Regions from separate parts of the Homo sapiens genome. Here all the other regions are linked to region 1. The links are chromatin loops, found by intact Hi-C in ENCODE. Cell type or tissue: mammary epithelial cell. All regions are shown on one strand. Each heading gives the region's core, and the rest is flanking DNA. Links, peaks and the distances in the headings are about the cores only. Region 1 has its middle 210 kb from the start of RAD51AP2. Region 2 has its middle 66 kb from the start of LINC01866. Region 3 has its middle 180 kb from the start of LINC01866.

The links. Hi-C counts contacts between places; a loop is a spot of excess contacts. Peaks named below come from ENCODE experiments on the same cell type or tissue, not always from the same donor. Only the 100,000 strongest peaks of a DNase experiment are listed, where the experiment ranks them.
Region 2: it touches region 1 in a loop (5-fold over the local background); 2 of 110 quality-filtered maps call a loop at or near these places.
Region 3: it touches region 1 in a loop (4-fold over the local background); 2 of 110 quality-filtered maps call a loop at or near these places.

Annotation. Positions count from the first base shown.
Region 1 is chr2:17,306,486-17,314,215 of GRCh38, forward strand. No RefSeq gene overlaps it. Among named protein-coding and RNA genes, the nearest start is that of RAD51AP2, 210 kb to the right of the region's middle. In mammary epithelial cell, for the core only: a CTCF peak has its summit at 3,454 (motif pointing left); a DNase peak (open chromatin) is centred at 3,426.
Region 2 is chr2:16,897,190-16,904,919 of GRCh38, forward strand. No RefSeq gene overlaps it. Among named protein-coding and RNA genes, the nearest start is that of LINC01866, 66 kb to the right of the region's middle. In mammary epithelial cell, for the core only: a CTCF peak has its summit at 3,410 (motif pointing left); no DNase peak of the experiment used is centred there.
Region 3 is chr2:17,144,350-17,152,079 of GRCh38, forward strand. No RefSeq gene overlaps it. Among named protein-coding and RNA genes, the nearest start is that of LINC01866, 180 kb to the left of the region's middle. In mammary epithelial cell, for the core only: a CTCF peak has its summit at 4,153 (motif pointing left); no DNase peak of the experiment used is centred there.

The DNA.
Region 1 (7,730 bases), core at 937-5,936:
TGACAGAAAAGAGTAGTGGCAACACAGACCATACACAGCCTAAAAAGGCAAAGATATTTACTGTCTTACTCTTGATATATATTTTAAAAAATGCTAACTCATGGTCTAGGTTATTGCAGGTTATCCTATCTCCATGCCTACCCCAGAATTCAAACTATCTATCACACTGCTGATTAAATGGTGCTTCAAAAATACAACTCCAATTAGGTATCTCCATAGCTTAAAAGCTTTTAATGATTCAACAACAAAAGCAATTCCAAATTTCCAGCCTGCATGTAGGACCCCTCACTTTATCTTCTCCCCCATTCTCAGATGTCCTTGGCTCCTGTTCTTCTCTCTGTATGGCAGAATTGCTTTTCTTTCCTCAGGAAATCTAAGCTACAATTTGACCTGAAGGTCATGGAGGCTTGCTTCAACCCACAGAGGGCTTATTAGATCATCATTTCAACAAAGCAAACTCTCCCTTAAAGGAATTTACTTTCCAGCTTACTTTACTTACTTTATCATATAATGGCCTTGTTAGGGAAGGGGATCAGAAAACTTTACCCTTTAAGAAGAAAGGGTTCATTCGCTATTAGAGGTTACGGAAGGGCTTTTAGAGGCAATTGATTGAACAAAATTATATAATTATGAAAAATAAAGGTGTGTTTCAGAAATAACGAGAAGTTCTTGGTGGCTGCTGCGTGGTGCTAAATAGCTCCAGATGAGGACAGAAGAGCAGTGTGTGAAAAACCTTTCATGCCAGTGAGGACTTGTTACGTTTCTGTTACCAGCCAAACTCCTGATGATGGTAGGACTTTGGAAATCATCCTAGATATGAAAAATCAATCCAAGATGTCTAAGCAGAGAAATGCCAGGATTAGATTTTCCTTGTAAAAGAGAATCTGGTGATGGTGAGAAATAACTGGAGGGGGGAACAAAAAGAAAGGTAGTATGGAAGTAATTATAACAGCCCAGCTGAAAAATGGGAAAGCTTAAATTTGTGTTGTGGCATTTGGGATCAAAGATGGAATTAACAGTTAACCAGTTTTGAGGAGTCAGGATGATGAATTAATGTTGAATCTAAGGCTTCTGGTTTATATAATAAACGGACTAGATTTTGAGATTACAACCAAGATCAGGATTACAGGAGGAGAATCTCATTTGGAAGACAAGAGACAGGGGCAAGTAATGAGTTTCATTTGGACATGCTAAGTCCCATACTTGAGGTTATCTTAGTGGATCTTCCAAAGATGCCATTAAAAACTTGTACCTGTTCCTCTAATGAGAATTTGAGGCAAGAAATTGAAATATTGTCATCATATGATATAGATTATTATCAAAGATGGGGAAGAGGATTCACTACTCAATTCCTACCTACAAATAAAACTGAGATGAAGTTTGGAGAGTGACAGAAACCTTGAGAAAATTTGGCTATGTCATCAGCATTGCCCAGGAGGACACCAGGAACATCTTGATCCATGTTGGTTCCACGGACCTCAGGAAAAGGAACTGTAAATCAATCAGAGGAAGAAAAATTCGGACTCTGTCTACCAGAAACTTTAAAAGGAAATAGAACTCAAGGGGATGGAACCACTAAGAAATTAAGTTCAGGATATGTTTTTGAAAATAATACCAAAAATAGAGAAAAAAAGAGGTATTTTATAAGAAAATGTTAAGAGAGGATTATCACTAAGTAGCCCAAAGGCCCACTTAACTGAGTATCGGTAGATCTGAACAACCAAAAGATGCAAAATATTCACGTGAGACGGAGAGGTAGCTGCATCTCTGTCTCTGTTGCAGGGGGGTCATCCTAGTTTTACTAAAACTGGATGATGAGGCAGGTTTTGGTGAGCACCATTTTCAGTCTTAAAAGCTGAGATCATAAGATCAAGGTTTCTGTGACCTTGGTGAGGGAATTAGGAGCTATAAACCAGGGACATCATGACAGGCAGAGCTTTTCTACTTCACCTTACTTACTTATTTTGCTTATAATAAAAACAGCCTATGAGTTTAACTGGGGTTATAATAAAGAAGGGAGTAGGTATTAGCAGATAAGACCATGTTATGCTCCACAATCAGTCTGAAGAGAGGGAGCCTAAAGAGAACAAGTAGGTGAGGATAGTCATTAAAGGAGAAAAATAGAGGGTGAATTTCTAGGTCTTACATCAGGGAAAGGAGAGCCTGAGATGTCAGCCTGTATCTAAGAAGGAACCGACAAATAGCTCTCGTTTTATGTTAGATTTTTAAGGAGCGTATTATGGAAAGTATCAAAATGGCAAAGCAGCTAACAGCGATGAAGCTAAGGGCAAGTATAGTGTCACGTCTCTATCAGGGAAATCCGGAATCCAGAAACCACTAAAATTTCTAGAGACAAAGGGAATAATGAAATGGGTCATCATGAGATGATGGTCAAGGAATAGACACTCAGCTGGAAGGATGTCAGTGGGATAGAATTAAGGCAAGACACTCAACCGTAACTTGGCTTTTTACTTCTCCATGAAGGATGATCTCAGTTCCTTCATTCAATAAACAGTCTTCATGCATTTGTGCAAGCTACTATATTAGATGTTCAAAGAAACACACAATATCTGCACTTCAAAAGACTTACAGTCCAAGGAAGGAAACTAAAACTGAGTGAAGACCAGGCCCCAGATGGAAAGGAAGTCATGTGAGAGTACAGGGTCACTGTGAGGGATTCATGTGCACAGGTCCAGTCAAATCCCCCAGCCCCAAAGTGTGGGACAGGCCTACTGCTCCTATCTCTAAGGCACAGAAGGGGAGGAGAGAGATGCCAGAGACTGGAAATGAGCAAATGCAATCATGAAAAGAAAAAAATATATGCCTTAGCAACTGAAGACCCAGAGCTTGATATTTTTAGACTCTGGCCAGCTGGCAGGGCCAGCCAGGCTAACAGGCTCTGAGGCTGCCTCTTGGCTGCATTCTGCTTCTCTCTTCTTCCTTCCTCCCTTTCATAGATTCCTGGGAAAATAATTTTCACTCTTTCTTGTGAGGCAACAAGACACTGCCGGAATAACAAAGGCTTGGCAGTCAGATTCTCCTTCCTTCGCTTGCTATTTGTATGACTTTGAGCAAACTGCCCAACCTTCCTGAAACTCAGTTTCCTCATCTACAAAATAAGAATAAAATTTTTGCCCTCACAAATTTGTTGTGATAGTCATTGAGAGATATGTTTAGTATTTAGTTCAGTTTGGCAAATGGTAGCTGATCAATAAATTTATTAATTATGATTACTGTTATTCTTTTGCCCTCAGGCACACGCATACTTCTCTTACCACCTGCTTCTAGTCTTGCCCCTCCCTATTTGACTAGGAGTTCACACAAACATGTTTTTCTTAGCAGCTATAGCATCTCTCAGCCACCAACCCGACCGTCAGGTGGGAACTGCGGATACAGCTTTCCCAGCCTGAAGACCTTTGTACTCCACTCCTCTTGTACACTGCCCTCTGCTGACCACATACAGTTGATGCAATTGACCTTTCAGATCTTAGACGTGTCAGAATATAGGAGAGACCTTTGCCCCTGACCAACATTTAGAATTAGCTGCTAATAAACAAATCAGTTATAGTCATATAGAAAATAAGGGGACAATCACCAAAAGCTAAAACCGACTCATTTAGAAAATATTCCCTGCTAAACTAATATCATTCTTCATAATGATACCATTATAAGTCTAATTATTAGAAAATACATTAAATAGAACTGCCATAAGCACTTACCAAATGTTTCCTAATAATACTGTGGAAGTGATGTAGCACTATTAGCTGAAATAAAAAGCAGACAGGAGGCTCTATGGCATGGTTGGATAATCACCATAGAACTTAAGTGAATGAATTTTGAAAATTGTACAAAGGCTTCATCAACGGCCCTATCCCCATCAACATCTTTATAAATGACATGAATGAAAATATAGGCATTTTATCATATTTTCCAATGAGACAATATTAAACAGAATGGTTTATGTGATACAAAGAATCCATCTTCCAAATAATCTCATGAAATTCAATTTAATAAATAGCTATTGAGTTACTTCTGTGTTCAAAGCACTATAATATTGTTCTAGGCACTAAAGATAGGCTGACCAAAAATAAAATGGCTATCCTTATAGAGTCAATGTATTATGAAACCTGAAAATTCAGATTTTAATTTTGAAACAACTGCATTAAAACATTCGAAACCAACTCATTTTTCTAAATGGCATATACAAAACAGAAACAGAACTAATAAGAAAGAGATAGATAGATAGATAGATAGACAGACAGACAGACAGACAGACAGACAGACAGACAGATAGATAGATAGATAGATAGATAGATAATTATAGGAATTGGCTCACAAGGTTATAGAGACTGAGAAGTCCCACAATCTGCTGTTTGCAAGCTGGAGAACCAGGAAAACCACTAGTATAATTCAGTCCTAGTCCAAAGGCCTGACAGTCCTTGAACAAAGACCCCATCAATCAACAAACCTATTCCACCCAACGCCTTTATAAATGACATGAATGAAAATAGAAGACATTTTTACCATATTTTCCAATGACACAATATTAGGCAGAATGGCTCATGTGATACACTGAATCCTCTATCTATATCTTATTGGTTCTGTTCCCATTTTGTATAAAAATCTGAATTTTCAGGTTCCACAAGACATTGACTCTATAAAAGTAGAGTTCCTTTTTGCCAGGGGCTTCAATATTTGAAGTCAGAAAAAGGATATCCCAGCTCAAACAGAGAAACCAAATTCACCCTTCCTCTACCTTTTGTCCTATGTAGGTTTCAACTGATTGGATGAGGCCTGCCCATATTAGAGAGGACTCTCTATTCAAGTCACCAATTCTAATGCTAATCTCTTCTGGAAACACTGTCGCAGACACACACAGAGATAGTTTTACAAGCTATCAGGGCATCCTTCAGCTCAGTCAAATTGACACATAAAATTAACCATCACAGCATGTTTCTTGGTTGACAGGAAAATTAATAGAAGCAGTATGTATGTATGCACATGCATTGCACATGTGGACATATTTGTGGTAGAGATGCAGTGGCAAGTTACTTTTCTTTTTTCAAATATTAGAGATACGCTATGTCCTTCAACATAATGAACCATGGTAGATACAGTTTTTCCTGCAAGTATGCTCCCCTTTCATTGTGTCTTCTAGTAATAAAATCCTTCTGTGGGGAATCTATTTTACATGGTCCTGGTACAGCTAAATGCTTATGCTCACCCTGTCCAAATAACACCTAGACCCCCTCCTGGGGTGTCATATGATGCAAACCTGCTCAGAGTCCTCCACTGGATTTTTGCTCATACTATTAGAGAAAAGGCACTTGCATTTCTCTGAGATTCCAACTTTAAGGCTCACATAAGCCAGGAGCTACTAAGGATCATGTCTCCCACCACTTGGACAGAGCCTGACAGCAAAAAAAAACTAAAACGGAGAAAAGAAAAGCTTAGAGTTTTAAAGAGATGGATTGCTCTTGATGTGGTTTGAGTGCCTTGATCCTCCAGAACATGATGCTAGATTAGTCATTGAATCTTTCTTACAAATTTTCTTTTTGTGTCATGTGGTTTGTGTGGGTTTCTGTTATTCACCCTAAAAAAAATCCTGATCATCATTTTCACTAAACATTAAGTGCCTTATAAATTGTGTCTTCCTTACTGATCTCTGTAACCCAGTGCCAACATAAATTCCTAGTAGTCAGTAATTGCTAGATTCAGTTGAAGTAAACCAAAGTTTTAAGGAGGTTAATTTTGATGCAGTTGAGGGCAGTCTTCCTAAAGACTGGCACAGTTCAGCATCAGTACCAATTCTAGCACAGAAAGCATCAATATCAATGTTCAAACTGAGATTGTGAGGCTGCTGAGAGTCAGGACTTGGGGAAACCACCCTGTAAGTGACTTAGGGTCCCTTCTAGTCCAGAAGTTAAACAAAATACCCTTCATGGTGTTTTTATATCAGTTTTCATGGAAATTAGCTAATCTTTTGGCCTTTTATTCATTTGCTTTAGGCTTTAGAACATATGAAACAGTAATCATTGAAAAAGGTTGGCATAAGGCAAGCTGAAAGAAAACTGAAGTAGTATTGAGAATAATGTGGTTAGAGTCTCAACTCTGGCTGAGATTCTGAATGTTCACAGGCAAGGTACATAAGGCTTCCCATTCATAAAATGCGCACATATTCCAAATCAAGAGATTGTACTTAAAACCATCTAAAAAAAGAGCAAAAATAGAACAATATTTAGTCATATATTTGCGGGCCGTCTAAAGAAAAACATGAGGAAAAAACAAAAGATAGAAGAAATATAAATATAAATGGAATATTCAAGGGCAGTGGCTGTCAGGAACCAAACATGTTTGATTTCTTGATATCTAGGTAGATGCCACCATATCAGTCACACATTGCCATATCAAAAAGTTTCTATAATCAGGCCAACTTTTAAAAAGAATGTTTAATTAGACTCAATTAGAACGTTTAATTTTATGGTCTTGACTATCCTCTCAATTTCACATTTTGCCTGATCATTTTGTTTTTATTTGGGACATAAATACAGGTATAAATTAAAATCTGACAGCAAAGCAAAGGTTAAAGATTCTTTGTTATATGTAAGCCATGAAGCATCTTTGGCACCAAAACTGAGACTGAGTAGAGATCAGTATGGTCCTGAATACATGATCACCTCTACATTGGCTTAGTGGATCTGCATAAAGGTTCTGCAATGTTCCTATTCTCAAGGACCATTGTTCAAGTTCTTAATCTGCTTAGCTGCTCATTTATGTATGATTTACAGTTTCCTTTATTGCCAGGCAACTGCAGCAAAACTAGTTTTTTGTCTTTAGAAATTGTTTTGCTGCAGTAGGTAACGCCAACTCTGACAATGCTATTGCATCCCTAATATGATTTGTGATGTGTGCTGCAGCGAAATTCTGCCACCTTTTCTGAGTAGCAAAGTTGACTCATATCTACTCAAATAAAATAATGTCCCCATGTCCTCACTGAAATGTGTGAGTCACCATGATATTTCAATAATCATCGAACTTTTTTGTACCTAGCTGTCACCTGACATTCCATGTCACATGCACAGGTCAGAGATCACAAGGTAGAAAGGAAGAAAGGAGGTGGTACGTTTGGAGGAGGGGGTGGATGGTGGAGGAAAGGAGACATCTTTCAGTGTATAAGGCTATGAGCACCTAATTTTTATAAGAAAATCCTCAATTTCTAAAACAAAACCAGTCTTGTAATCGCCTATTCTTCTACTCTGAAAAAGAAGACAAACATGCTTACTGGAAAGAAAAGAGAAAATGGTGCTACATAATTTAATTTCACTTTCTAACCAGTCTTCTTTTGTCACATCCTATATATAATCATGTGAGAAAATCATTTTAAAATGGTCTCAAGTAAAAGGAAAAGTACAAGATGAAAATTTATGTAAGGCTGAGGGTGTTATTTCTCTCCTTTGCAAAGCTGTCTTATTGTCATATTGCTCTTAACAATAAAAAACAAAAAGATTTTCAGACATAAGCAAAAAAACGTTGCTTTTGACTGCTATTTTCTTAGTAATATGGCAAATATTTGGAGGGGTAACATATACACACAAAAATAACATATGAGTCAAAAACCATTCCTGTGGGAAGTACTTTTAAAAGTATATAATTAACCTCAAAGAAAGGCAAGTGAAGGACACCTTTCAAAGGGCCTTTCCTGCACTGTAGAATTAGTGTGCTTTTTTTTC
Region 2 (7,730 bases), core at 934-5,933, 410 kb before region 1:
AAACTGGCATTGCATAAAATAAGGATAAAGGTAAAATTCACTCTAAGAATTTATTTTTTGAAATTTTTTTAACCTAGAATGCCATTAAATACCAAATATAAAGTCCGGTGGCAAGTCAAGAGACTGTGGAAGAAAGGAAAATACTTTACATTTAAATGTCTTTAAAGGACTTCTTTCCTTCATTTTCAAAAGAGACTGCAATTTCATTTTGCACTGGGTCCCACAAATTATATGAGCAATGCAATGACTGATCAAATTGCTCTGTGAAACACACACTGGCCGAAGTACGCATATATAGTCCCTCCAACCACTAATATCAAATTAAACAAGTAAAATGAAAGACTGATCCCTTGTTTTGAAAACCACAGACTTTCCTAATAAGAGTAAGATTCTAAAACCTTCCTAGTAATGGCTTCAACTCACCTTAATAATTTAAATTAAATACTAGTCAACATTTGCAGTGGCATTGCTTAAAGAACTAAAATAACCAATTTGCTTCTCTTAGGCCCAATTTTAAAAATGCTCCAAGGAGTTTTTGGAGCATGGGCCAATGGAAGCTTCCTCAAGACCAGAGCTTCCATCCTATTTTTTCTTTTCTTTTTTATTTATTTATTTTTGAGACAGAGTCTTGTTCTGTCGCCCAGGCTGGAGTACAGTAGCATGACCTCAGCTCACCACAACCTCCGCTTCCTGGATTCAAGCAATTCTCCTGCCTCAGCCTCCTGAGTAGCTGGGATTACAGGTGTGTGCCACTATGCCCAGCTACTTTTTGTATTTTTTTTTTCTTTTAGCAGAGATGGGTTTTTGCCATGTTGGCCAGGCTGGTATTGAACTCCTGATGCCAGGTGATCCGCCTGCTCCGGCCTCCCAAAGTGCTGTGATTGCAGGCATGAGCCACTGCACCCAGCCTTCCTCCCCATTTTCTAAGCAATTTGCACACAAGAAACAAGGGAGCAGAGATTTATTCATAAGCTTCATCTCGACTTTAGGCCTGTGTGCTAAGAAGACAATTAGACAATTTCTGAGCTACATCCTCAGAAACAGGAGAAAAGGACAGGAAATCTATCAGGAAGATATTAAGCAAGAAATTCCAGAACAATGGTGATAAGAATTTGGTAGGGATTCTTGAATCTCTGCATATTCCATCAGTTTATTTTATTTTTAAATTATTTTTAGTTTTTTTTTTTTTTTTTTTTTTTTGTAGAAATGGTTGAGGGGTGGGGGGTCTCGCTTTGTTGCCCAGGTTGGTCTTGCACTCCTGGGCTCAAGCAATCCTCCCCCATCAGCCTCCCAAAGTGCTAGGATTACAGGTGCATTTCCTTCCTTCCTTCCTTTCTCTTTCTTTTATTATTATTTTTTAAAATATTTTGTTTATTCTCTCTTCAATCATTACCAGTCAAGTCACCACAATGAGAGTTAAGGGTGTGCTTGCCATAAGGAATAATAACTCCCAGACTTGGGAGGGGAGAAACTTCACCAGAGAGTGGGCATGGCAGCTGCGGTAGATGAGAGAGGCAGTGTGGGTCAGGCCATCCCTGAACTGAAGGCAATGAGTCTACTCCTCTGGGGCCAGAGACTGGTCTTTCTAGCCCTGCAATCCATGTCCGCAAGTCTCATTGCCTGGCATGGAGAAGATGGGAAGGAAATGTGAGTGAATACTCCTGCAGCTTCCCCTGCACCAATCCTCTACATGATTCTGACTCTGCTCCTAACAAGGATAAGCAGATGGAGGCTGGGAACACACTTCCTTAGGAGTTTAATTTATTCCTAATAACCATGCTGCATCGTTCTTGAACAAAAATCAATTTCCTTTCTGTTTATGTCAAAACTCTCATACTCTCCTCAGTGTCTTAAAATCACTGGTGCAGAAATTTCACATCAAGATCTCATTTTGTGTCAAGAAACCCAATTGCATAAAAGCACTTCTGCTCTTGCAACATGAATTTTTATGAATTTTCTGGGATGTAAAATTCTTCACATTAAAGATCTATCATAACTAAGAGCAAAGTTTAGGCTAATGACTTAGACACTCTTATTAGGCTAAAAAGATGTAAGTATTTAAGTGAAAATAAGTAGATTTTATATGTATTTTTCAAAATGTAAATCTTATTTCAAAACCTGTTGTGACTAAAGTAGACATAACTTTGGTTGAAAAATTAGCCTATTATTGGTTTGATAGAAATAATAAAAATAACACTGAAGTAGAAGTAAATAGTAATATAACTCATTTAAACCCTAAGAAATTGGGATAGAAAGATCTACTCTGAGTTTTATCTGAGGGATCATTAACCAGTTCATTGCAGTAGGAGAGAGAAAAGAGGGAGGATCTGGGGTTGGTACCTAAAATTGCCCCCGACCATTGGTGCTAGAGGGATGCCAGTCCAGTACAGCTTGGGGCAGTAACTGCTTACCTCATCTGGATGGAATATGTCTCCAGATGATGCTGGTGATTGTCAAGGGAAGTAGACATATTCTGAGGTCACATGCAGAAATGAGAGAACCATTTCTCTAGCAGTGAAATTGGGGTATGTGACAAGGTCATACCTTGATCTGTCTGTAGACAGCAGCACTCCAGGCTCTGAGTTAGCATTTTTAACTCTAGAGATTAAATCCCTGGCTTGGGAACAGGTTTGCAAGAAAAGCACAGGCTGCAGTATAAACTAGACTAAAATGAGGCAGGTCATCCAGAAAAACATGTGGGTCCAATAAAACAAGATTGTTGCTGCTCATCAGACCTGGCACAAAGTGCGTCTTGAATAAGGTCACAGCCCACTCACCAAGTGTGTAACCAAAGTCAAGGACAGAGTAGACAGTATACATTTGGTGTTAGGTTGTATATTTATTTAATTGTGAGGCTGACATCGATAAGTTATTTGGTTTGAAAATGGTTTGGAGGCTGGAAAAAGCTTGAGAAGGAGAGCCTCATGACTAGGAGCCAAGTGGAACCTGCCCTGGGCAGGAACCTGCTGCAATAGTCCTGGTTTAGAGATAGTTATGAGGCTTTGACTTTGTGAGTAACATAATACTAAACTCATCAGCCCAACTGTATTATTCAGGTATATTTTGTCATGAGGAAGAAAATATCTCTCAAGATAAGAGGGCCCTGGATGACTGGTTGTTTCAGTTCGGTTAATTCCACCCCCTAATGGAAAGGAGTGGATTCTGGCTTGAGGAACATGTGTGCAAACAAAGGTGGGTGTCTCATTTGAGGTATCTATGAATGGTTTTAGTTACTCTCCAATCTTAAAATGCCAGGCTGTATTAGTGACAGTTCTTTAGAGGGACAGAACTAATGGAATACATACATACCAGTCAAGTCACCACATATAAAGGAAAGTTTTTTGAGTATTAACTCACAGGATCATAAGGTCCCACAATACGCCACCTGCAGGCTGAGATCATAAGGTCCCACAATACGCCACCTGCAGGCTGAGGAGTAAGGACAGCCAGTCTGAATTCCAAAACTGAAGAATTTGGAGACTTTTAGTTTACCTATAGGCTGCTTGTGTTAACCAGCTCCATTAGACCCTCTACCTTGTCACAAGGACAGAGGGCTTTCTGTATCCTGGATTCTTGCCTTGGTGTACTGGAAGAATTGGATCACACGTGGGCTTGGAGAGTGAGTGCAAAGGCAGGCAGAAAGTGGCTATCTAGGTTTTTAATAATAGAAACAGGGAGGCCCAGGAAAGAGAGAGGAGATACAGGTATTCCCGGGGTGCACCTATTAACTGCTAAAGATACGGCAAGAACAGTTATCTCTTTTCTAAAAGTTTATCTGCTCCCATACAAGGTTTAATTTCTATCACCAGGGTGAAACGGCTCAGAGTACAATGTTGTTAGTATATTTTACTTCTTGTCTCTCTAATCTTTGGCACTAAATTCTTTCCTTGTATAACACACGTGTTTAACCCATGCATACTTAATCTTATAAAACTTGTTTTTCCTCTCACGCCTAGAAACCACCAAACTCCAAATGGTCAGGCAACCAGAGCCTTGGCTGATGGCTCCCCTTTGCTAGGAACCCTTAGAGAGACCTCTGGGAGGAATCTGACTGCTGTTTTTCCCCCCAAAACAATGCCCCCTGTCAGCAGAAAGCAGCTAATACTGGTCATCTTCCATATTCTGATGGCAGTTAGATGTACCTCTTCAGAGGGGCAGAATGATATGGGAGTGCTGGGAAGGGAAGAGCATGTCCCATTAAATGATACAGAAGAGGAGGAAGGGAGGTGCTGGGTAGAGGAGGGCGTGGTCCCTGGTTATGGTTCCCTCCCCACTGACGTAGATGAGGACAGGTGCTCCTGCTTTCTCGCCCAAATGTTGCATTTTCCAAGACCACCCGGGCCCACCATGCCCCCCATCCTGGGCCTATAAAAACCTGAGACCCTAGTGGGCAGACAAACAGGCAGCCAGACTTTGAGAGGAGTATATCAGTGGAAGAAGACATAAGTGGCTGGTCGTCCAGAGGATGTTGAGAGGAGCATGCTGGAAAAAGAGCACACTGATAGGCACTGGGACCCCAGCAGGCCACTGACTGGCAGGATGAGGTGGAGTTTGACCGGGCCAGTTGGAGGGGAGCCAGGAATGCTGAGTAGCCCAACTTCATGGGAAAACCATCTCCTTTCTGACTCCCCCATCGGCTGAGAGCTACTTCCACTCAATAAAACTTTGCACTCATTCTCCAAGCCCATGTGTGGTCCAATTCTTCCAGTACACCAAGGTAAGAATCCATGATACACTAAGCACTCTGTCCTTGTGACAAGGTAGAGGGTCTAATGGAGCTGGTTAACACTAGAAGCCTATAGGTAAACTAAAAGAGCACGCTGTTGCACAGGCCTATTGGGGCTTCAGGAGCTGTAAACATTCACCCTTAGACACTGCCATGGGGTTGGAGCCCCACAGCCTGCCTGTCTGTATGCTCCCCTAGATGTTTGAGCATTGGGGCACCAAAGAAGCAAGTCATACCCCCATCACATGCTCTGTGAAGGGGACAAGGAAACCCTTCCTATTTCAATACATTCAGATGCCACCAAAGCTCAGTAACAAGCCAAGAGCTGTCTCTCAAAAGAAGAACGGTTATCTGCAGAAGATGGCAGGGACTTGTTCCAAAATCCTACAGGCCTCTGCTATGATTCACCTACGGGGGCCTGCCAAAGGCCCCAAACAGCATCACTATCTGCCACTGAATTATAAAAACAGAGAATCACAGCCCCTCAATCAATTTCCAGACTTAAGCAAGTTAAAAGCCCAGAACCCTTTGAATGAAGGGAATACCAGGTCCCCTTGAGGAAGGACCCCACTACATTACTGACAATTTATGCAGTGAATCTTTAAGCACCATTAAATCTGCTGGGTCTTATAGTCCAAGTGGCAGAGCAGCTTGCACAGCAGCCTGGACCTATTGCAGAGCCTTATCCTGTTCTGGTCCCCACTCAAAACTGGCAGCCTTTTGGGTCACTCAATAAATGGGCTGGAGTAATATATTCAAATAAGGAATGTGTTGCCTCCAAAATCCAAATATGCTCGCTGGGTGTTGTACCTCTTTCTTGGTTATAGGAGGGGCCAGATGCAGAAACTTATCCTTTATCTTAGAAGGACTACCTCAATAGTCCCCACACCACCCAACCCATAGAAATTTTACTGAAGGAGAAGGTCCCTGAATTTTAGTTATATTTATTTCCCATCCTCTTGCACACAAATATCTTACCAAGAAGTCCAGTGTGTTTGCTACTTCTTGCTCACTGGACCTAATCAGCATAATGTCATCAATGTAATCGACCAGTGTGATATCTTGCAGAAGCAAAAAGCGATCAAGGTCTCTCCTAATAAGATTATAACACAAAGCCACAAAGTTGATATACCCCTGAGGTTAGAAAGTAAAGGTATATTGCTGGCCTTGACAGCTGAAGGCAAATTGCTTCTGGTGGGCCTTATGGACAGGAATGGAGAAAAAGGCATTTACCAAGTCAATAGCTACATACCCGGTACTAGATATGTTAATTTGCCAAGCAATGAAACCACATTTAGTATAGCAGCCGCAACTGAAGTCACCACTTGGTTAACCTTACGATAATCCACTGTTGTTTTCCAAGATCCATCTGTCTTCTGCAGAGGCCAAATGGGAAAGTTCAATGGGGATGTGGTGGGAATCACCACCCCTGCATCTTTCAAGTCCTTGATGGTGGCACTAATCTCCTCAATCCCTGCAGGGGATTTACTATTTTTCTAGGTAGAGGCAGTTCTAATGGCTTCCATTTGGCCTCTCCCACCATAATTGCCCTCACCCTACCAGTCAGAGGGCCAATGTGGTGGTTCTGCCAGTTGCTAAATATGTCTCTGCCAATTATGCATTCTGGCACTGGGAAAATGACCACAGGATAAGTCTGGGGACCCACTGTAAGTTGGACCTGAGCTAAAACTCCATTAATTACCTGACCTCCATAAGCTCCTACTTTAACTGGAGGACCACAATGATGTTTTGGGTCCCCTGGAATCAGCATCAGCTCAGAGCCAGAGTCCAGTAGACCCTGAAATGTTTGATCATATCTCTTTTCCCAATGCACAGTAACCCTGGTAAAAGGCCGGAGGGTCTCCTTGGGAAAGATGGGAGAAAGATACACTGCATAAATTGTCAGTAATGTAGTGGGGTCCTTCCTCAAGGGGACCTGGTCTTCCCTTCATTCAAGGGGTTCTGGGCTTTTAACTTGCTTAAGTCTGGAAATTGATTGAGGGGCTGTGATTCTCTGTTTTTATAATTCAAATTATTCTTTTGTCCATTTGATCTAGAAGTTTTCTGCTTATATAAATTAAGTAGGAATGCAGTAGGCTTCCTACCAATTTCACTTCTGGGAACACCGTCACTAGTTAGCCAATGCCAGAGCTCTACATGAGCCAGACTACTCTGATTGCCACTTTGCCTCTGCTGTCCATTTCAGTAGCTATGCCCACCTTGCCTTTTATGGTTGAGTGCCACCACTTGGCCTCTGCCACCTCAGGATCCAATTATTTCCACTGTATTTAACATTTATAGTTGAGTGACTGCAGTTTCCACTGTTAGATCTGACATACAAAGAAGAGCAATTACAGGGCTCTTCAAAGATGCAGGTGCTGCCCTCACAAATCTATTCCACAGGATATTGGTCAAGTGTATATCTCCTGGACCTTCCCATATGGGATGAGTAGGTCTAAAGTGACTAATCTACTCCACTATCCCAATCTCCCTAAGTCTTTGGATCCCTTCCCCTGCACTAAACGAAGGGAGATGAGGCATTTCCAGCTCACTCACGATGGGCCATCTTTTAATCCATATTTCAGCTAACCAAGCAAATAAACTATCAGAACCTTTTTTAACTCCCCAAGCTGTAACACTAAATGCAGAGTCCCTTCTTAGTGGGCCCAAATCAATTAATTCAGCCTGATCCAACTCTACGTTTCTTCCACCATTATACCACACCCTTAATATCCGTTCCCATGTCTGTTCTCCAGATTCCTGTTTATATAAATTAGAAAACTCAAACAGTTCTTTTCGAGTGTAGTGCACCTCCTTATGGGTCAGACTCTCAACCTCACCTCTAGGTGCCTGCCGGGACTTTTGTCTAGTTATAAATCTAGAAGGAAACGGGGGTTTTGGGGTGGCTCCTGAAAAGAATCAACATTATCTTGCCTGGCGACTGCCTCAGGGGAAGCCATCACTGTTTTCTCCAGCAGCTCTGGATTTATCTCCTTAAAGGTGG
Region 3 (7,730 bases), core at 1,197-6,196, 160 kb before region 1:
GCTGACAAAAGCAAACAATGAGGAAAAGACTCCTTATTCAATAAATGGTGCTGGGATAATTGGCTATCCATATGCAGAATTAAACTGAACTTTATCTTTCATCATATGTAAAAATTAAAATTAACTGAAAATGAATTGAAGATTTAAATGTAAAACCTCAAACTAAGAATTGTTTATTATTGGGATTTTTCCATTTAATATTTTGGGACTGAGGTTGACTGTAGATAACTGAAACTGTGGAAAGTGAAACTGCAGATAAGGGAGATGCCTTATGTATTCTATAATTTCTACAGAAATGCAAAGCATTTATACAAGACATTACTACTTAAAATGAAGAATGAATTAAACGACTCGAACTCTGGTTTTAAATTTTCTGTAAAGTTACAGTATCAAAACAACATGATATAGGTAAAATGGTACACAAATAGATCAATGGAACAGAATAGAGTCTGTAGAGACCCATATATACATGATTAAATAACTTTTAGATAAAGATGCCAGGGCAATTTAATTGGAAAACGAATGTCTTTTCAAAAACTTCCACTACAACAACTTGATAACCACATGCAACAAAATCCCAGCTCTCTCTAACATTATGCAAAACAATTAATTTGAGATGATTAAAGACCTAAATGTAAAAGCTACTACTGAAATGCGTCCAGAAGAAAATGTAGGAGAATCTCTTCCCAACTTTGAGATGAGTAAACATTTACCAGATATTACATTAAGAAACTGGGAAAATTGAGTATTAGATAACAGTAAATTTGCCATCGTTAAAATTTAAGACGTTTTTTATACATCACAGGCCACTGTGATAATTGAATGTTATAATGGGCATGGAAATATTTTAAAGTATATAAACACTAAACACATTTATTTTTCTTCAATAGACAGTCTTCATACCCTTACACTCATATGTATTCTATTAGCAAACATTTATCTGTGCAGGCTATGTCCAAGCACTAAGCTAGGCTCTAAGAATAAAGAATTAAGCAAATCATGGTCTCTGCCCAGCTCAAGGAACTTGCCATCTACTAATTTACATTTACAATTCAATGTGAGAAGAGCTATTCCAAAAGTAAGTCTAGGATACTAGAGTCATTAATCGAAGCCTGTTCTAGGACTCAGAGAGTCACATCTAAATGGAGAACTAAAAGCTAGAGAGAAATTTACCAGTTGAAGAAATAAAGTGTGACTTTTGGGAGGTGGGAGAGTAGAGGGAGTTTGAAATGGAGAAGAGCTATTCCATCCAGAAAGAACAAAAACATATGCAAAGGTTCTGGGGAGAGAGAAAGATGGAGCATATGATTTGGAATGACTGAGCACAGAGCACAGTAAGGTGTGGCTGAAGACAAAGGTGAGAAATAAGCTGGATACAAAAGCAAGGATATGATTTTTGTAAATTATATTTAGGGCATTCAATTTTCATGCTAGCATCAATGGGAAGATAGTGAAGTCTTTGGTTTGTTTGCTGTTAGCAGGAAATAATGAGATGAACTAGAAATTCTCTAGTGATAATATGAAAAATAGATTGTGTTTGTTGCCAGGGGTGTGGTGGACTAAAACTAGAGTCAAAGAAGCCTGTAAAGAAACAGAAATGTACAGATGATAGGCATTCAACACTTAAACAAGGCAGCAGCAGGAGGTCTGGAGAGCAACGAGTAGAATGGGTTTGAAAGATACTTGACAGAATTTGCTTTCTAGATGTGGAGAGTGGGAAAGGGTAAAAAGTAAAGATGTCCTCCATCATTCTAGGTGTTACAAGTTGGAGAAACTGTCTCATCTTGTCCTTTGTTGCAGCATAGTCAAAAGGAAAAGTGGTGCAGGTGTCCATGGGTTTGAGCAAGAAGGAGGTCTTTGGTGGAGTAATGAAAAGATCTTCAGCATCGTGATGGGGCAAAAGATGAATTTCAGTAGTTTAAATAGTAAATAGGAAGAGAACAGGTCATACTGTTTTGGAAATTTCTAGTAACTGTGAAGAGAAGAAAAAAAGGCTGTATGTAACTAAGGGAAACAAGGAGTCAAGAGTAGAGATTTTTTTTTAAGATGAAAGATATTTACTTATGGTTAAATATATTGCAAGAAAGCCAGAAGACAGGGAGAGAAGAGTTACAGCAAAAGAGGAGAATAATTTACATAGTGATTTGTAAGGAATGTGCATATGCATGTGGGGAATGGGGAGCAGGGGGGTGGGGGGTGAAGAGAGAGAAAGGCAAGAGGTAGCTGAAACCCACATCACAGGTTAACCCTGAAGGAAGGACATCTTTTCCACTGTATCCAGAAAGCATGCTTGTATGTATGATGGACGACAGTTGAAAGAGTTCCTGCTTAGTACCCCTTTTTTTCTTATTTGTGTGTCTGTATGTGTGTGTCTAATAAGAAATGAGGCCATCTGCTAATAATCTTGGAAGAGAAATAATGTATGAAAAGTGGGCAATTTTAAAATAGACTGTGTTTAAAAAATGGGGAGGAGGCTAACTAGCAGCATATAAGTTTGCTGAGTTTCTAGTTCATGTTGGTTACCTGGAGTATATATAGCATGAAACTCCATAGATGCATCCTTTGGTTCAGCAATGTTCAGGAACCTAAGCTAATACAAAGAAGTTGGACCACTGGGCTGCTTCATAATAGTGATTTTTCTTTTTCCTTTTTTTTTGGACGAAGTTCCACTCTTGTTGTCCAGGCTGGAGTGCAGTGGCATGACCTCAGCTCTCTGCAACCTCCGCCTCCTGGGTTCAAGCCTCAGCATCAGCCACTGGAGTAGCTGGGATTACAGGCGCCTGGCACCACGCCCGGCTAATTTTTTGTATTTGTAGTAGAGACGGGGTTTCACCATGTTGGCCGGGCTGGTCTCGAACTCCTGCCTTCAGGTGATCCACCCTCCTCGGCCTCCCAAACTGCTGGGATTACAGGCGTGAGCCACCGCGCCCAGCCTGTAATAGTGATTTTTCAAGTCAATGTGGCAGAAAATAAGAAGAAAATCTGAGGCTGTTAGTAAGGGTGATTGAAATGAAAGACCCTTTTGCATAAGCTGGACACAGAAAGAAACGAAAAGAGGAGGCTGAGAGATAAAGTACATGAATGGGAGTTTTTCAGACTGAGGATCTCGACAAGAGTATAGAATTCAGTTAGTCAGTCATGGATAAGGCACCAGAAAAGGAAGAGAAGATTCTAGATAGAGAATAGCAGATTTAAATATAAGATCTTAAAGCTGAATGGTTCCTAGGTAAGGCAAAGCCTGAGAGTATGTAACTGAAGTTGGGTGGACAGAAAGTGCAACTGGGACCAATGAGGTCAAGGTTTGGAATGATTATCAGAGCAGACATAGGAATTACTCAGTATAATGGTTTGAGTGGAAATGGAGAGGAAGAGTCAAGTATGGTAGGAGGAAGAAAAGTGAGAAAAGCAAGAGGAACAATCCATCGAGGTTATTACAGGCAGACAGAACACCTATGCAAGGCCACAGACACCCAGAAGAAGGCAGCAAGTTTCAGACCCACAAGTGCTGCTGCCCGGAGCACAGGGAAGGGGAGAAGGGGAGCAAAGAGAGGGAGTCTGCAGAGACCTCGGACTTTCATTTTACATAATGGGACTTATGAAGGCATTTTCTCAACAGATAAACAGACAAATAGCTACATATTTACAAACATACTTGTCCAAACTTTGTGGACTTAAGTGGCAGGTTACATGACAGCAGAGATGTGAAAAGGCATTGTCATTACATCTGAATTGAAAAAGTCATCGAAAACTTAAATAGTGGTTATTAAAGCTTCCAAAAGGTGCTATATCCAGAAACATTCTAGAACTAGAAAGCTGATGAGAAGGTGACTTTAAAATGAATAAAGATGTTTGCAGCAGGAAATAAAAATAAAATAAAAGAGCTGCTGGTAGAGAGAGACAGAGTTGGTCCATAATTAATACGAACATCAATCTTTTTGAATGTCAGGATGAAAGCTTATTCTTGCTAAAATAATTTGATTCACTGTCTCTTAAAATAGCATACAAGGGGAGAGAAAGAAGCATGGCAAGGAAAAGGTTTGTGAAAACAATAGTGCCTAGTTTCTTCCCTAGATTCCTTTGGTGTGCAAAAGAGGGAAAGTTCTTTTATGTTAGATGCTGGGTCAGTCTGCTCCTGGCGCCACCCTCTGGGAAAAGCAGGCGCTGGTTTGAGCAGTTGAGATAGCCTCAGAGAACAGGAAGTTCCTTGATCAATGTATATTAGAAAGGAAGTCATGTTCCAGAGGTATTTCAGCCTAAAGTGCAATCTTTCCTCATCATGCAACCTAGAAGTGTCCCTGAAAAACGCTGACATTATGTTTCACATAACATCAGTATGACACATTGCATAATACAGCATTGCAATTAACTTTACTGAGGAGCTGCTATGGGGCAGGCATGTGCTTTATACATGTCACTTCCTTTAGTCGTTACATCCGCCCTATGTGGAAGACATAATCCCTATTTGGAAAGAGGAAAACAGATACTTGGAAAGGTTAAGTGTTAAATAATATATCTTGGAGGTAAGCTGCTGTCTCTGTGGCTGCGCACCCTATGATCTTTCCACCATGTCACACTGCCTTCCAAACAAGAGTCTCTTTGGTCAATGGTACTTCCTTAGAAAAGATTCAGAAAGGACATGACAAATTACATCCTGCTTCAGCTTACAGCAATGCTCTTTCCAGTTCAGTGGCTCTGCAGTGAACAGAGATCAGACCCACGACCTCAGGCTAGTAAACCAGAGCCCAGCAGCCCTTTACTACCATACCTGGAAACTAATCACCGTCAGAGAATACCCTAAAGCAGAGTGGTGATATTTGTCCTTTCCTGATGCTGGGTCTCAGTCCCACAGAGAGAGGGCCAGTGTGTCCTGGTGATAATCTTAATTCACACATTCATTCATCCAATGTGCATTTGGTGGGCACCATCTATGGGCTATGTGCTATGATGGGCATTCAGAATATACAGATCAATAAAGCAGCCTTTCTTCTCTCAGTGAACTCACAGATTAGTGAGGGCAAAATAATGAGAATCAATTATTACAAGGCAGTGTGGCAAGGGCAAAGGGAGCACTACACAACTATGGGAGTGGATAAAGGGAGAGATGCAGAGGTAGGTGAGTATGTCCCAGTGCTCTATGTGGATACTACAGACCACAGGGGCTCTTACATTCACTGTCTCCACAAACAGCTTGTGTTGGTGAAAGTGTTGCCACTTCAGAAATATCCATTTTTTCAGCTATAGGTCAATCCAGGAGCAAAGGAAAAATAAATCAATACTGAGGACTCACTTTTGTAAAGAGTCTAATGACTTTATAATAAAAGTGTTTCTACTATAAATTTGATGACAAGAAGACCAAAATATACTGGCTTGTTTACTGTTGGTTTCCAGAACTCAGTCTTCTTACAGATTTCTGAAGATACAGTATTTTTATCTGAAGACAAATGTTATCATTGAGGAGTTGCATTCGCTGTGAGCAACAGATACCAGGCAAGTAGAGGTAAAGTACCTTTCTGCTCGTTTTTCCTCATAAAAATACAAAGTCTGGGAGTAAACTGTAGTTAGAATTGGTTTCAGTTGGTTTGGATTGTTTCTCCTTGCTTTGTCCTTACAGTCCATGTTGAGGGAGCTATGGCTGTTCTGGATGTGACTTGTGCCCTGGGCTGGAAGAAAGGGAGAAGCAGAGGGAAGCGGGTACACACCCGCTGAGTTGGCCTTTCTCAGCTTTCCTGGAAGCTGCACCCAACAACTTTTGCTTCTGTCAAAAAGACAACAGCTGTGTAACTGCCCCATCTGTAAGGGATTTCCCCCATGGAGCGCTATTAATAAGAAAAAGGGGGAAGAATGACTCTAGAGTGCACAAATATTAGTCTCAGTCACAATTATCGACCTTTATTTTTAGAAAATGATGCTACTTTGGTGTTTTAGGAAAATGTTTATAAATTACTATGTGAATAAAGTTTAAGACAACAGGAAGAAAAACAAGTTAGTGTGTTCAGCTTCCCTACCAGTAACACAGAAATATTTCTTGCTCCAAAACCAGAGACCTGCAGACAAAAAGTCATGGTAGTGCTGATTTATTTGTACCAACTGATTCAATTTATGGGTTTGTATTCATTATTTTATCCTAGCCATTGCTTAAGAACCTTATGGTTATATGCTTAAGTACTGGTTCATAAACTATGTATCTTTCTTTTATAAAAATGCAAAATGTCAAAAGAAAGAGGCTTATTTTTTTTCTGCTTCCGGATATCGAGTTTTAGGGAGAAAGAAAATATAGCGTGAAGTAAAAATGCAATCTGATTTGAAGTTGGTATTCTTGGCCTAGCAATTCCAGCTAGCAAAGCAATTTACTGATTCAAAATAGTACTCTTCTTGAAGAGGAAGCTGGTGTGTATGTATTTTTATATACGCATATATACATGTGTATATATATTAAAAATATATGTATATGTTATGCATATATGTACGTATTTAACATCTCATTTAGTATCTCAAGCACATATTTTTTCTGAAACAGGTGCTTATATATTTTAGGTTTTAGTTGTTTGCTTTACTGCTGCCAAAGAACAAAAGCACTCCTTGGAGTGATTTCTCCCTTCCATCAGAAGGAGACCCCTCAATGTTTCATGTAGGAAAAACCTCCGAATACTTCTTCCCATTCCAAGTGATAAATTGGTTGACCAACTTTTTCCAGCTGAAAATACTTGATCGACTTAGTCTCTTTCTATTCTTTTAAGATCTCAGCAGTTCTAACACTTTGTAATTTCTGAGGCACTACTATATTTTGGAAAAATCTTACTGAACATGTTAACATTTAGTAAATAAAATGATTTCAGCTGAATAGCTATATTATCTATTTATATCCATTTATCTAGCTACACATAAATGATAAGACATTTGTTTATATCTATTATGAAACAGGACCTCTGCTGGCCACTGGGGCTTCAGATACAAACACATATCTGTGTGTCTTCAGTGTTGCCCATAATGGACAGAAGACTACAACATCATGCAGTAAGTTCCACGATCGAAGCACAGGGACTTGAAACTGTATTTCTGAAATATAAGTCGAGCAGGGAAGGTTGAGAGGTAATCACAATCAAACCCAGTATCTCTGTGGTACACTAGTAAGTAAATGCACAAATGTACTTTCTTTATTTATTTTTGAGACAGAGTTTCTCTCTGGTGCCCAGGCTGGAGTGCAATGGCGTGATCTCAGCTCACTGCAACCTCTGCCTCCTGGGTTCAAGCGATTCTCCTGCCTCAGCCTCCCGACTAGCTGGGAATACAGGCACACGCCACCATGCCCAGCTAATTTTTGTATTTTTATTAGAGACAGGGTTTCACCATGTTGGCAAGGCTGGTCTTGAACTCCTGACCTCAACTAATCAACCAGCCTCGGCCTCCCAAAGTGCTGGGATTACAGGCGTGAGCCACCGCACCTGGCCACTTTCTCTTTTTTGTAAGATTGTAATACTGCAGCGCAGCATTCACTCACGTGGATGATAATCATCATTTTTCCTAAACTAAGCACTCTTTGTTGTGCATTAGTGGAATATTTATGTGAGTTACACTCATACTCTTTGTAAAAGGCTTTGGATTCTTCTGAGGTCTTCAAAAAAATGTTAAAAAATTATGTTTTTCCCCTTTTTGGCACCAGGGACTAGTTTCGTGGAAGAAAATTTTTCCACAGACAGTGATGGAGGAGGGATGGTGGAGATGGTTTTGAG